2 separate regions of the Mus musculus genome follow, and region 1 is linked to region 2. A link is a contact called in ENCODE Hi-C or POLR2A ChIA-PET data. All regions are on one chromosome and are shown on one strand. The core of a region is the stretch at or near the end of the contact, and the rest is flanking DNA. Distances in the headings are between cores, read along the strand shown. Region 1 has its middle 11 kb from the start of Malat1. Region 2 holds the start of Ccdc85b (coiled-coil domain containing 85B).

Region 1 (6,867 bases), core at 359-2,858, 350 kb after region 2:
TTCCCCCTAGAAGCTTCTAGATAGACATACGAATTCCCAAAGAATGAGCACCATCAGGATTTCTGGGGCTGGCTCATTCCAGCCCAGCACCTCACGCTCCAGGAAAGCCAAAAGCAGCTGCTGGTGGGAGGAAGGGAGAGGGAGGCAGCTGTCCCCATCCACCCCCAGCCCCAGCTCACTGAGCCCTTTCAGCCTACACTGAGAACTCTAGACCCAGCAGGACTGAGAACTGAACACTGAGAAAGGAAAAGTCGATGGAAACATCCATGACTATTCTACTCCAAGCCTTCCTTCAGCTGAGGACTAGGTGTCCACAGAGAGAGCCAGGCCAGAAGGCCCGGGTCACAGAGGTCACTCTGCCTCAATTCCTCCTCCTTCCTTACCCCTTCCTTCAGACAGGGCCAAACCCACCCTCAGCTTGTGCCCTCTTAGGGCTTCTCTGTCCAGATCTGATGTCAGAGTGCTGGCCACTGAAGGGACCTATCCATCCTGCTTGCCCTGACTGTGGACAGACCGTGGAGCCATGCCTACCGAGGGCATCTTGAGTTAACCTGTGCTTGGTTTTGTTTAATCACTGCCTGTGAGCTAGCTTAACAGTTAAAAATGCTCCCTGTCTTCCTGGAGTCCAGCCTCAGCTTGATGAGGTCATTCTGCACGAGGCTCCCGTGTCATCCACACAATCATCCTTGGTGTGGCCCTGACCTGGTGCTGGGGACTCTCAAAGGTTCCCTTAGGTTCCAGACAGCTCCCACTGATCTGCCCCGTGCAAGCCAGCACTGTGGCCTGAAGAAGTCAGACAGAGATATATCATCACCCAGTATGGCCAGTTCGATAGGCTGAATGGTGGGTACGGAGCCCCAGATAGGCCTGGGGACTTGGATGTCCTGAATCCAGTAGGAGTATCAGCTCGATCTTACTCAGCCCAAATGTCCCCATCTTCCTCACTTGTACTTTGACCCCCCCCCCCATCCTGGCTGTCACAGAACGTCCACACACACAGTCCCCAGGAGTCCCCCACACATGGCCCCAGGCTGGTTCCTCTACATCCATCCTATACTTAGAGAGCTCTGTCCTCAGAGCTCCACCTCTCTGACTCAGTTTATCCCTCACTGAAATGGGACGCACCTATGAAGCTGTGATCTGCTTAGCACAGACCCTGGCTCGAGGGATGGGCTCCTGAAAGTGGTGGCTGTCACTACTGTTGCCTGCCACCTGCCTACCCACCCTCTTCTAGCACTAAGCAGAGTGGGGCACACTGCTGATGACAGCAGTAGAAGCTGTTGAGTTGCAAGCAGCCATGGATCACCAGTAGATGCCCAAGCCCTCCTAGATCCCTAGAGCTGATGAGCCAGGCACATCGCAAGAAAGGGTTAAACATTTCAAGTTTCTTTATATCTGTCTTGGAACAGGAGGAGGTGGATGAGAGGGAAGAACAAAATTCAAGCTAGTGGCTGGATGGAATTTTCCTGAGTTCATAAACAGGGCTCCTAAGGGAGATCACCATGGAGACAGTCTCGTGTGCCTGCCGTCTGGTTATTTCCAGCTTGGTGCATCACACAGGCTCCTGGCTCTTTCATTGGCTGTCACCACTCTCACCACCCGGAGCTGACACAGAATTGGTCCAGGGCTGGGATGTGCTGGAAGCTGTTGTTCTGAGCTGAGGAAGATATAGATAGGCTGCCATGGTCATTGCAGTAGCCACTGCTTTCCTCTCTGACCCCCTTGGGAGTCGGGAGTTGCCTTCTTTGTGCTTGAAGTACTTTTTCTAGCCAGAAGATGCTGGCTAGTCATGGCCTGCCATGACTTTGAAGGCTAACTTTTTTCCTGTTCCACAGTGGTCGAGGAAAGTCCTCGCTTTCACTGCCTACCTCAGGAGATTTGCCACCTTGCTGCCAAAAGAGATATTCATTCCAAGACTCTCACCCTTTTAGGCTGAGGGTCTAGCTGAGCCAAGCTTACAAATCCAAGTTTTCCAGTTTATAAGCTATAGGCTTGCTCTTCAGTGAACAACACTGGTGTCAGACTAAGGCAGTATGGCCCTGTGAGGTGGAGAGTGGGCATAACTGATTTTGTCAACAAAGTGCAGAGACCCAGGACCTGGGAGCCCCTTAGGAGTCTCCTGCTGGCTCCATACCAAGTTCCCTTGGGATGATCAGCAGCCTCCACAGCCAACACAGACTCCTTTTTCTTCTTGGGAAAAAAAGATACCTCTGTAGATATCTTCAGAGGTCCATTCTGGCTCTGACATTCAATAATCCTGAACTAAGGCTGCGTGTGACAGTGGACATCTGTAGTGCTAACTGCCAAGAGCAGGAGTTTAAACATGGCCTCTGTCGCAAACAGGAGGTCAGACATGGTGTGGCACATTTTCAATCTCAATACTCATGAAACAGAGGCAGGTGGATCTCTGAGTTCAAGACCAGCTTGGTCTACAGAGCAAGTTTCAGGACAGCCAGGGCTACACAGAGAAACCCTGCCTCAAAGAAAAATAAATTACATGAAGATCTTCAGTTAGTAGGTTGGTAGATTGAACAAACTGATTTTTTTTTTTGTCTGTTTGTGTTTGTTTTTCAGAGAGGGTTTCTCTGTGTAGCCCTGACTGTTCTGGAACTCACTCTGTAGTTGTAGGGTGGTCTGGAACTCAGAGATCTGCCTGCCTCTATGTCCCAACTGCTGGGATTAAAGGATTATAGAGGCCTGGCATGACTGGTTGATTTTTGAGACAGGGTCTCATTATGTAAAAAGCCAGTCTCCTGATTTAAATTTTGATCTTGCTTCCCCTCAGCCCCCAATTCATGTGCTAGAAATATAACCCAGGGTTGCTAGACAGGGCTCTATTAGTAAGGTACGTCTTCAGCCAATGAACCTAATTTAAACACCTGCCTGATACACACAGTGAATCTGTACAGAGCACATATCTATAGTCATTCGTGGCACACCAAGGGCTTCCCACTGGCAGGCCATACTCACCTCTACTAACTGTACACAGCTTTAGAAGCAAAATGGCTTCCCACACCACAGGTAAGAGAGGCTCGGAAGGATAGGGGAGCTTGCACAAGCTCGCACAGCCCCCTAACAAGGTCACAATTTAAAGCCTGGTGGTCAGGGTCAGGTGCTGGTAGCTCACACCTTTAATCTCAGCACTCAGGACACAGAGGCAGGTGGCCCTCTGTGAGTTTGAGGCCAGCCTGGTCTATGTAGAGAATTTCAGGGTAGCCAGGGCTACATTGTGGAGACCCTGTATAAAATGAAAACAACAACAACAACAAAAAACCCACAATAAATAAATAAAAACCTGGTGGTCTGGAATCAAGTCTGCAGAGGTATCTTTCTCAGCAGCAATAGGAATTAAAATGAAAAACTTTGCAGCATAGCCTACACTGGTGGGGAAGCTGTGTGGGGCAGGGCAGCCCCTGCTGGTGGGGAAGCTGTGTGGGGCAGGGCAGCCCCTGCTGGTGGGGAAGCTGTGTGGGGCAGGGCAGCCCCTGCTGGTGAGGATGCTGTGTGGGGCAGGGCAGCCCACACTGGTGGGGAAGCTGTGTGGGGCAGGGCAGCCCCTGCTGGTGAGGAAGCTGTGTGGGGCAGGGCAGCCCACACTGGTGGGGAAGCTGTGTGGGGCAGGGCAGCCCCTGCTGGTGAGGATGCTGTGTGGGGCAGACCTTGGAGAAAGTTCCACCGTGTAGTCTTGCCACAGTACCTCAAGAAAACTGTTGTGTTCTCTTGGCCTCAGTTTCCCCCTCAATAGAAGAGTTAGCCCAGATCTACAAGAGGGGTTAATGACAGAAGGATTTTTTGAACTTGGGCCTTCCTAGAGAAGCAGAGGAGGTCTCGTAGGCTCCATAGACTGTCTTATCCTAGAAAAGGCCAACCCTGAAGCCCAGAACCAGCCCACCCAAGGCCCCAGACATGTTCCTGTCACAGCTGCTCACATTCTGATGAACAGCCATGAGAACAGAGAAAATGAAGCACACCTGAAGACTCCCTGTTCAAAAGAGACTGAGCCTCCTGCTTCTTCTCTGCCATCAGAAACTGTGTGTAAGTGAGTTCCAGGACAGCCAGGGCTACAGAGAAACCCTGTCTCGAAAAACCAAAAAAAGAAAAAAGAAAAAAGAAACTGTGTGTGTGTCTGTCTGCGTGTGTATGTATGTGTGTGTGTGTTTGTATGTGTCTATCTGTGTGTGTGTGTCTGTCTGCGTGTGTGTATGTACGTGTGTGTGTATGTATGTGTGTGTGTGCGTCTGTGTGTGTGTGTGTATGTGGGGGGGTAGGTGCACATGAGTGCGTGTGCCCACAGAGGCATTGTTGCCTAGCTCTGAAGTTGGATCACTGAGCTGTTCATTGCCTGCTGCAGGTGCCAGGACTGAACTTGAGTCCCTTGCAAGGGCAGCGCAAACCCTTAAACACTGAGCTGTCTCCCCGGTTCCCAACAATATTATTTTTAACACGAAATCCGTAAAACACGTATAGCTGGGTTGTGTCATCAGAATGTGAGCAGCGCCCACAGCTCTCTGGCTGACTAATGCCTCTGTCTGGGCTCTTGGTGAAGAACTGAGTGGTTTGATCTTGGAATTTTCCACATAAAATATTTTGCTGATACATGCCCTTTCTGTACCTCCTATAAACAAGCAATCGAAGCAGGAACTTGGATCTAATTCAAGCCACCTCCTTTGAAAAGTTAATATCTTCTGAAGCTAGGCATGGCAGCTCATGGCTGTGGTCCCAGCGCTCAGGAAACTGAGGCAGGAGGATCAGGAGTTTAAGGCCATCCTCAGCTACATAGCCAGTGCCGGGCCAGCCTGGGCTACACAACACCCTTTTTCAAAACCAAATAAGCACACAAAAATTCTTAAAAATATAAATAGTAGACCTAGGCTGGTCATTGAGCACACACCTTTATCCCAGTACTTGGGAGGCAGATGCAGGTGGATCACAGCGAGTTCCAGGCCAGCTACATGACCTGGCCTACATCATAGTTCCAGAATAGCTAGGGCTGCTATAATGAGACTTTGTCTCAAAACTAAAAAAATACAAGTGGTATTCTGGGGTGTGACTCGAGGGACACAGTTTACTTAGCATAGGTGAAGCTGCGTTCCAGCCTTGTCATTGCAAACACAATTAAGCAGTCATCAGCCCTGTAAACCAAAACCGAGGACCACATCCCCTCCTCCCTCCACACACACACACACACACACACACACACTCACTTACACTCACATACACACACACTCACACACACACACTCACACACACTCACACTCACATACACACTCACACTCACTCACACACACACTCACACTCACACTCACATTGGCCCCCTGTGCAGCCTCCTTCTGGTTCCAGCATAGTCATTGGACATAGCCAGAGCTGAGAAATCACCTCAGGCAGCAGAGGTGCAGCGAGAGTCATCCCTGCACTGACTCACGCCCTGGCTTCCTGCTCAGAGCTGATCTGTTGACATCAACAAGTCCTAGCACAGAGGCTTCAGTAGGAAAGCTGCTGTCAATGATTGACAGCTATGATTGACAGCCAGTACACTCCTAGTGAAACCCAGGGTTTCTTACTGAAACCTGACAGAACAAAGTGGCACTGGATGGGGAGAGTCATGCTTCCACGCCCGCTTTCATTGCCTGTGTGTGTGTGTGTGTGTGTGTGTGTGTATACACAATGGCTGAGACAGTCAGAACAAGGAGTCTAGTCCCCTAGAACAGGACTTATAGATGTTTGTGAGCCGCCGGTGTGGGTGCTGGCTTCAGAACCCAGATCCTCTGCAAGAGCAACAACTGCTCTTACCTGCTGAGAATCTCTCTGGTCCTCGATTCGGTTCTCTCTGTGCTTCAGACACATTGGGCAGAGCCTCATGCGAGGCCCAGCTGCTAACACTGAGGCAGGAGCTGGCCGGCTAAGGCTGCTGCCTCCCTGGAGTGTGGGTTCCTGTGGAGGAGCTAGACAGCAACCCCAGGTAGAGAGCAGTTAGAAGGGGACTGGGGAGAATGCTTGCCTCCAAGTTTGAGTGCCTGACTTCAGTTCCCAGGAGCCACAGGGTTGAGAGAGAAAATGGATTCCTCCAAGTTGTTCTAGGATTGACTTCCTCCACACATGCACCATGACAAATGCACACACACACACACACACACACCAACACATACACACACCAACACACACATACACACACCAACACACACCAACACACATATACACACACCAACACACACACATAATGTAATTTTTTTTATTTTAAAAAATTGATTAAAAAATATGAAATAAAGGGAACCACAAGAAAGAACTGGTTTTCTATAAAGAGGCAAGAAATGTGACAGTTGGGAAGAGTAAGTAAGGATGGGAAGGAACCAACACTAAGAAGATAGGAAATTCTGACTGTCAGCATTCTGTCTAAACTCTACCCAGCAGTTACCTGGCAACAGCTAGGTAGGCCTGACCCACTATAAAAGGGGCTGCTTGGCCCCTCCTCCCTCTCTTTCTCTCCCCTTCCCATTCCCTCCCCACCCCATTCCACCTGCTCATGGCCAGCCTCTATTTCTCTTCTCTCTCCCTCTCTCTGCCTTTCTTTGCCCCTACTACTCTCTTAACTCCCCTCCCCATGCCCTGCATGAACTCTATTCTATATCACACCATAGTCGTGTGGCTGGTCCCTCAGGGGGAAGGGATGCCTTGGCATGGGCCCGCTGACACATCCCCTTCCCCCTACCTCAACACACCCCCATAGAACATATTCCTTCTCTCTTTATCTTTTTTAAAGATGTATTTATTATTATATGTAAGTACACTGTAGCTGTCTTTAGACACACCAGAATAGGACATCAGATCTCATTACGGATGGTTATGAGCCACCATGTGGTTGCTGGGATT
Region 2 (7,112 bases), core at 4,511-7,010:
ACCACGGGTACTAGTGGGTTGGAGCTGTGAGCTGTGGGTAGGTGGCTTCCCCTCGGTGTGCTCTGGAACTTGAACAAATCACTCATCCTTCCTGAGCTTCCTCACATGTGAGTGTGCAGAGATCTGGATGGGTGACTCAGCAGCGGCTCTGGCTGCTCCTTAGAGGATCCGGGTTCCAATCTCAGCACCCACGTGGCAACTCACTGTCCACAACGTCCCCCAAAGGTTCTGATGCCCTCTTCTGGCCTCCACCAGCACTGAATGCACAAGGTGCTCATACAAACACACAGGCAAAATACTCAGAGGTAAATTTGTTCTTTTTTTTCTTTTGAGACAGGGTTTCTCTGTATAGCCCTGGCTGTCCTAGAACTCACTCTACAGACCAGGCTGGCCTCAAACTCACAGAGGCATCTGCCTGCCTCCCAAGTGTTGGGACCAAAGATGTATGCCATCACTATAAGCCTTTTTTTTTTTTGTAAATTTTATTTATGAATGAGTGCTTCCATGTATACCTTCATGCCAGGAGAGGGCATCAGATCCTATTATAGGTGGTTGTGAGCCACCGTGTGTGGCTGGGATTTGAACTCAGGACCTCTGAAAGAGGAGCTCTTAACTGCTAAAACATCTCTCTAGCCCCAGTCTACATATTTTAAATCTTTTTTTAAGATTGATTTATTTATTATACATAAGTACATTGTAGCTGTCTTCAGACACTCCAGAAGAGGGCGTCAGATCTTGTTATGGATGATTGTGAGCCACCATGTGGTTGCTGGGATTTGAACTCAGGACCTTTGGAAGAGTAGTCAATGCTCTTACCCGCTGAGCCATCTCACCAGCCCCTTTTTTAATCTTTAAAAAAAAAAGGGGGGGGGCCTGGAGAGATGGCTCAGCCGTTAAGAGCACTGAATGCTTTTCCAGAGGTCCTGAGTTCAATTCCCAACAACCACATGGTAGCTCACAACCATCTGTAATGGGATCCAATGCCCTCTTCTGGTGTATCTGAAGACAGCAAGGGTCTACTCACATATGTTAAATAAATAAATAAAAATTTAAAAGCCAGGTGGTGTTGGTTCAGACAGCAGATCTCTGTTTAAGGCCAGCCTGGTCTGATCTACAAACCAAGTTCCAGGACAGCCAGGGCTACACAGAGAAACCCTCTAAAAAACCAATCTATGTAGGGGGTGCTGGTGAAATGGCTCCGTGGGTAAAGGTACTTGCTGCGAAATTAATGACCTGAGTTCAATCCTTGAAATCCACACAGTAGAAGGAGAGAACCAACCTCCAAGGGTGCTATGACACACACACACACACACACACACACACACACACACACACACACACACACACGACTATATATATGAATATATGACTCTAGCCAGGCATAGTGTGGCACATGCCTTTAATCACAGTACTTGGGAGGCAGAGGCAGGTGAAGTTTGAGGCCAGCCTACAGAGTGAATTCCATGACAGCTAGAACTATGAAGATGAACCCTGTCTTTAAAAACAACAGCAACATAAAGAATCTATGTAGGGAAGCTGGAAGGGATGCTGATACAGTCTGCAATCCTATTACTCTAGAGGTGGAAGCCAAAGAATCAGGGGTTTCAGGCCGGTCTTGCCTATACACTGAGCTAAAGGCCAGCCTGGGACACATGAGACTTTGTCTCTTTTAAAAAGACAAAACAAGGGGGTTGGTTAGATGGCTCAGTGGGTAAGAGCACCCAACTGCTCTTCTGCAGGTCCGAAGTTCAAATCCCAGCAACCACATGGTGGCTCACAACCATCTGTAACGAAATCTGAGTCCCTCTTCTGGAGTGTCTGAAAACAACTACAGTGTACTTACATATAATAAAAATAAATAAATCTTAAAAAAAAAAAAAAAAGACAAAACAAGCCAGATGAGGTCTGTGAGTTCCAGGCCAGCCTGGTCTATAAATCAAGTTCAAGGCCAGGCAGGGCTACTCAGAGATTCTGTCTAAAATACAAAGAAACAAAACTACAAAAAGCAGAAAAAGGAATCTACGAAAGGGCTGGTGAAGGGGTGTAACTCAGTGGTAGAGCATTTGCCGAGCTAGCATGTACCAAGCCATGGGTTTGATCCCTAGCACTAAGCAAAAGAAAAGTCCTACAAAGGGCTTTGTTGGCATAGTAGATTGATTCCCAGTAGCTTTTGGCACTCAAGAGCACCTTCTACAATTCACAGCTCCTGGGGGAAGAAATCCCATCTTCCACAGATGAGGAGGCTGAGAGTCCTGTGAAAAGAGATAATCATGTCTCATACACTCAGGAGAGAAGGCTACTTCTGCCTGAGAAATGAAAAGGCTTCCTGGGGTCCCAACATCTTAGTCCAGTCCTAAGATGCGGAAGGGAGGAAGATCAAAGTTTACAGAGAGGGAAAGCATTTCAGGAAAGAAACCAGCAGTAAAGCTAGGTGTGTGTGAGCTGGAAATGTCACCAATGAGATGACAAGCGTCCGGTACAGAGAAGCAACTGTGGAGTGTTGGGTGGTGGCACCTAGACTACAGACTGAAGGAAAGCTGGATGACCAGCTCAGGGCAGCTGGTGGCTCAGAGTCAGCCTCATTGTCTCCCTTCTTCTATCCCAACCTAGATCAGCCCAGAGGAGGAAGAGCGCCGCAGGGTGAGACGCGAGCGGAACAAGCTAGCAGCTGCTAAGTGCAGAAACCGAAGAAAGGAGCTGACAGACTTCCTGCAGGCGGTGAGCATCATCCCCAGGCCCGGACCCACAGAGCCCCAAGAGGGGTCTCGGCTCCCAAGAACACAAAAGACCCAAAATTACTCCTCAGGACTCTGTCATCCTCCCTGCCTGTGGGGAAGTCCTGGAAAAAGGATAAGGGAAAGTGGCTTAAATATTGTTTGTCGGGCTTCGAGGCAGAGTCGAAGATGGTAGGCAGCAATTCTCCTAAGATGCCCCCGTCTGATGGGAGTCATGGCCATTTTCTCCCAGAGGCTCACGGGAGGGAGTTGCAGTCCAGACTTGTTGGGGATGACAGGCACAGTCCCTACTCCAGCCTGAGGCTTGGGGATCTTTAGCCTTCATTTTCCTATCTTTCTGCTAATCCTGTAAAGGAGACCGACAAATTGGAGGATGAGAAATCGGGGCTGCAGCGAGAGATTGAAGAGCTGCAGAAGCAGAAGGAACGCCTTGAGCTGGTGCTGGAAGCCCATCGCCCCATCTGCAAAATCCCAGAAGGAGACAAGAAGGACCCAGGTGGTTCTGGCAGCACCAGCGGTGCTAGCAGCCCACCAGCCCCCGGCCGCCCAGTGCCTTGCATCTCCCTTTCTCCAGGACCCGTACTTGAACCGGAAGCACTGCATACCCCCACGCTCATGACCACACCCTCTCTGACTCCTTTTACTCCGAGTCTGGTTTTCACCTATCCTAGCACACCAGAACCTTGCTCCTCCGCTCACCGAAAGAGTAGCAGCAGCAGTGGCGACCCCTCCTCCGACCCCCTGGGCTCTCCTACACTCCTGGCTTTGTGAGGCACCCAGCCACATCCCTTGCTGGTGCTACTCCAAGCCATCCCCTTTCTCCCATTGATCCAGCAGGCCTGGACCATACCCTTGCCCCAAACCAGCAGATCTTTTATCTCTTCCGACTAGAACAAACACATTATGCTTTGATGTAGAGCCAGCTTGGAGGGGATCCCCAAAGCTGCTCACTGTTTTTCTAGAGCTGGCCTATCATAATTTGCACAAAATTAGAGGAAAATATGTTCCCTCTGCCAGAGAACGCCTGGCAGCCCAGACTTTGTAGATCCCCAGGGGTCCTTTGACACCCTTACCCCTTGCAGACCACTTTCCCACACCACGTCACTTTCTTCATGTTATCCAGCCTACTCTACACCTAGACAGAAGGTGCCCTTTGACTAGCCTAGAACACTAACTCACACAGCATCAACAGCCAGCAGCACCGGACATCCTGCAGGCTCCTCCTGAATGGCACAACGCAGGAGGCGCCAGGGGCTTCTGTGAGGAGCGGAGCTGCACTCCCTAGCTCTGAGAAGCGCTTAGCTTCAGGGTATCCGAGCCTCCACCGCAAGGGCAGCTGCTATTTATTTTCCTAAAGAGACTATTTTTATACAAACCTTCCAAAATGGAATAAAAGGCTTGAAGCTCTAGTCTGGGTTGTCATGTTGGATCCAGAGGCTAAAGGAGACCATTTGGAACAGGAGTTCCAGGTTCCAGTCTCAGCATTGACCTTGAAGAAACTACCATATGTTTTTGGACTTCCATATTCTCACCTGAAGAATGGGGCGACCCTCTGCTCTTCCTTGTCTCCTATACTGAGAGACTAAGAATGCTCTGGAGTGCAAGCAAAGAAGATTATCAATTATTTTCCCCATGGGAACCCACACTGCTCCTGTCTTAAGGACTGGGGGGGGGGCAGGGAAGGCCGGTGGTATATCCTTCCACCATCCATGCAGGCGGTTCAGTGGGCTTTAGGCCCCCAACACCTGCTTCCTGTCCCATTGTTTTAGACAGGAAGGAGCCTGGAAGGGAGCTGGAGCCACTACAGCGGCCGGATTTCAGCCTGTCTTGGCGCCCATCGGGGGAGTTAGTGGTCTACCACCGTCTCAAATCCCACCCCAATCCCAGGTAATAGGGAGTCAGCCCTAGCTCTGCAGTTCCTCCGGATGAGAACTGCACTGCATCTCTGGGTTTACGCCCTCTTCCCAACCCCGGCGAGTTCTAGACACAAGCTGGCCAGGCTTCGGGCTCTGCTTCCTTCCCAGTTTATTAGTCCCCACCCAACCACACAGCAAGTCCCTCCACTTCAGCCTCCATTTCCCCTGCTGCTCTGCCAGCAAGAGCAAGGAGCCCTCCTCAGTGCCAGGGCTTTTCCAGTCCATTCCAGCGCCCTGGTGCTCAGCCGAAGCTACGACCAGGTCTGGAGGTCCACAGCATTCCCCGAGCTCAGGGAGCAATCCAGGCAGGCATTGGCGTGGAAAATGCGGCGCCCTCAGTCATCAGGGGAGCAGGCTAGGGGCAACTGATCCGGGCTGCCCACACTGCCAGTGCTGGAACTTCCATCGCCTAGGTCGCGGGGCCCGCACGGTGGCAGGGCGAGCTCGGGTGTGGGCCCAGCACCTGAGCCCACTGCGCCGCCGGGGCCACCGCGGGGGCCCCACTCTTCGCCCAGTGCTAAGCAAAGCTCCTTAAGGGCCAGATTTTCCCGCAGCAGCTCCTCCTGGCGGCCTTCCAGCTCCGCTAGCTTCTGCCAACAGCCACCCAGGTCCTCGCGCACCGCCCGGGATGCTTGGGTCCCAAAGAGCTGCCACTGGCGCGCCGCACGCCGTCCTCGTTGGCGCTCCGAGTCCAGAAAGCAGCAGAGGTCGCGCAGCTCCCGGTTCTCCGCCTGCAGGCGCCGGTTGAGCTGTTTGAGCTCACGGATCTCGCCCAGGTGACCCTGCAGCTGCCGATTCACCTCCTGCATCAGGCGGCCGCGCTGCACTAGCGCTGCCAGGCGCGCCGCCTCCTCCCGCCGCAGGCGCCGCACCAGCTCCTCCTTACCCAGCGCCGCCATCTCCTCGTCCGTCAGCTCCTCCAGGCCGCCTGCTTCGGCCTCCATAGTTGATCAGGCAGCTGCAGCATCGCCCGCCCACGGCCGAGGCTCTGGAGCCCCTCCTCGGGCCGGTTGCCTCTCAGGCTCCGACCCGGGCTCTGGCTCCGAGGACCGTAGGCAGTGGAAGAGGCAGCGTAGGCTGCAGCAGCTACCCTGGGGTGGGCACGAGGCAGGGCGCGCGCCGGGGCGGGGCCTCGTGATGTTGCCCAAGAACAGCCAATCCAGAAAGTCTCCCAGGAAGGGGCGGAGCCTAAGCCTGTAGCTCTCTTTTCTCGCCCACTCCGGACCTGGGTGTCACGACCCTCAAACAGTAGAGACCTTCTCTCTCCTTTCCTTCTATGGTCATCTCAGCGGGACTTGAAGGCGTTACAGGACTCCATGTTCCAAAATCCCTCGAGCACTTTTTGAGAAATGATATTCAGGTGTCTGCCTTTGACTCCTTCCCACTCCGCAACAGAAGCTAAACAGATGGCTTACCAGGCTCTTCTTCCTTTCCGAGAACTATGAAGCATCACTCCCTCGCAGCTACTCCGAATCTAGAGTCAAAGGTCCTGGCCCATTCCCAACCCTCCCTCCCTTCCTCCCAGGGACCGTTTCCTGCCTGCAGGATGGGCCATCCAAAGGATTTGTTTGTTTAATAAACCTTTGTTGTGTGAAAGGTCCGTGTAGAAATACGCTTAACAATAATCCTGTACTTGATCAAAAAGGTCAAAATCTGACAGAAGAAGCCAAGGCTACACAGAGAAACCCTGTCTTGCAGAGAGAGAGAGCGAGAGCGAGAGAGCGAGAGAGAGAGAGAGAGAGAGAGAGAGAATCTTTTGGGGAAGAGAGAGAGGGCAGGCACAGAAGCTCACGTTGAGCATATGGCTCAATGACAACGCACTTACCTAGCATGTGGAAGGCCCTGGTTTATTCTTGGACCATAAAAAAAGGATGTGATACAGAAGTAGTCTCTGAGATCCCCAAAATATTTCCCAAAGAGGAAATACCTGAGGGGCCATTAAAGATGCATAAGATGCCAGCAGGGAGTTCCAGGACAGATAGGACTATGTAGAGAGACCCTGTCATCAAAACACAAAATACAAGACTGCCAAGAGAGAAAGAGTATGTGAAAGAAGCAAGAAGTGTGGGAAGAGTCACTGCTGCCCTGGAGAGTCTAGCTCCTTTAGGATTAAGCGAGGCTAGTTCTGAGAGTCTGGTAAGCGTGGGTATATGGGAAGTGGTAAGATGAGGAGGCTTTGAAGAGCAGGGTATATTGGTGGCTCCTATCCTGCAATCCCAGTGCTTGAGAGGTTGAAGTTGGAAAGGGAAGTAGACTTCAATGGCGGATAGATGTCGAGTTCTTAAGGACCTGCAGTTCTGGGCTAGAGGCTTGACAAAGGCCAGGTAGAATTTTAAAGAGGGAAATAACATTTCAAAATGTTTTGAGACAGGGTATGTAATCCTGGAGAGCCTGAAAGTAGACCAGGTTGGCCTCCAATTCACGGAGATTCTCTGGCCTCTGTGTAGGAATTACAAGCATG

Evidence for each region. Hi-C counts contacts between places; a loop is a spot of excess contacts on that map. ChIA-PET counts read pairs that join two places held with the same protein, here RNA polymerase II (POLR2A).
Region 1: a loop to region 2 is called in a map of T-helper 17 cell, with 2.1 times the contacts of the local background. The contact joins the enhancer-like site here to the promoter of Ccdc85b in region 2. A Hi-C loop is called at or near these places in 1 of 37 maps with a recorded cell type or tissue (T-helper 17 cell). POLR2A ChIA-PET finds 5 or more read pairs at or near these places in 3 of 5 experiments (Patski and embryonic stem cell).

The regions. Positions count from the first base shown.
Region 1 is chr19:5,810,696-5,817,562 of GRCm38, forward strand. No RefSeq gene overlaps it. Among named protein-coding and RNA genes, the nearest start is that of Malat1, 11 kb to the left of the region's middle. Within about 2 kb of position 1,609, at least 2 of the 3 ENCODE cell types and tissues checked have a DNase peak (open chromatin) inside an H3K27ac peak, as active enhancers do.
Region 2 is chr19:5,451,803-5,458,914 of GRCm38, forward strand. Ccdc85b (coiled-coil domain containing 85B) reads right to left here and starts at 5,761. Exons shown (of 1, transcript NM_198616.4): 1 at 1,361-5,761. The coding sequence starts at 5,595. The coding sequence ends at 4,987. Fosl1 (fos-like antigen 1) reads left to right here. Exons shown (of 4, transcript NM_010235.2): 3 at 2,611-2,718; 4 at 3,090-4,136. The coding sequence ends at 3,506.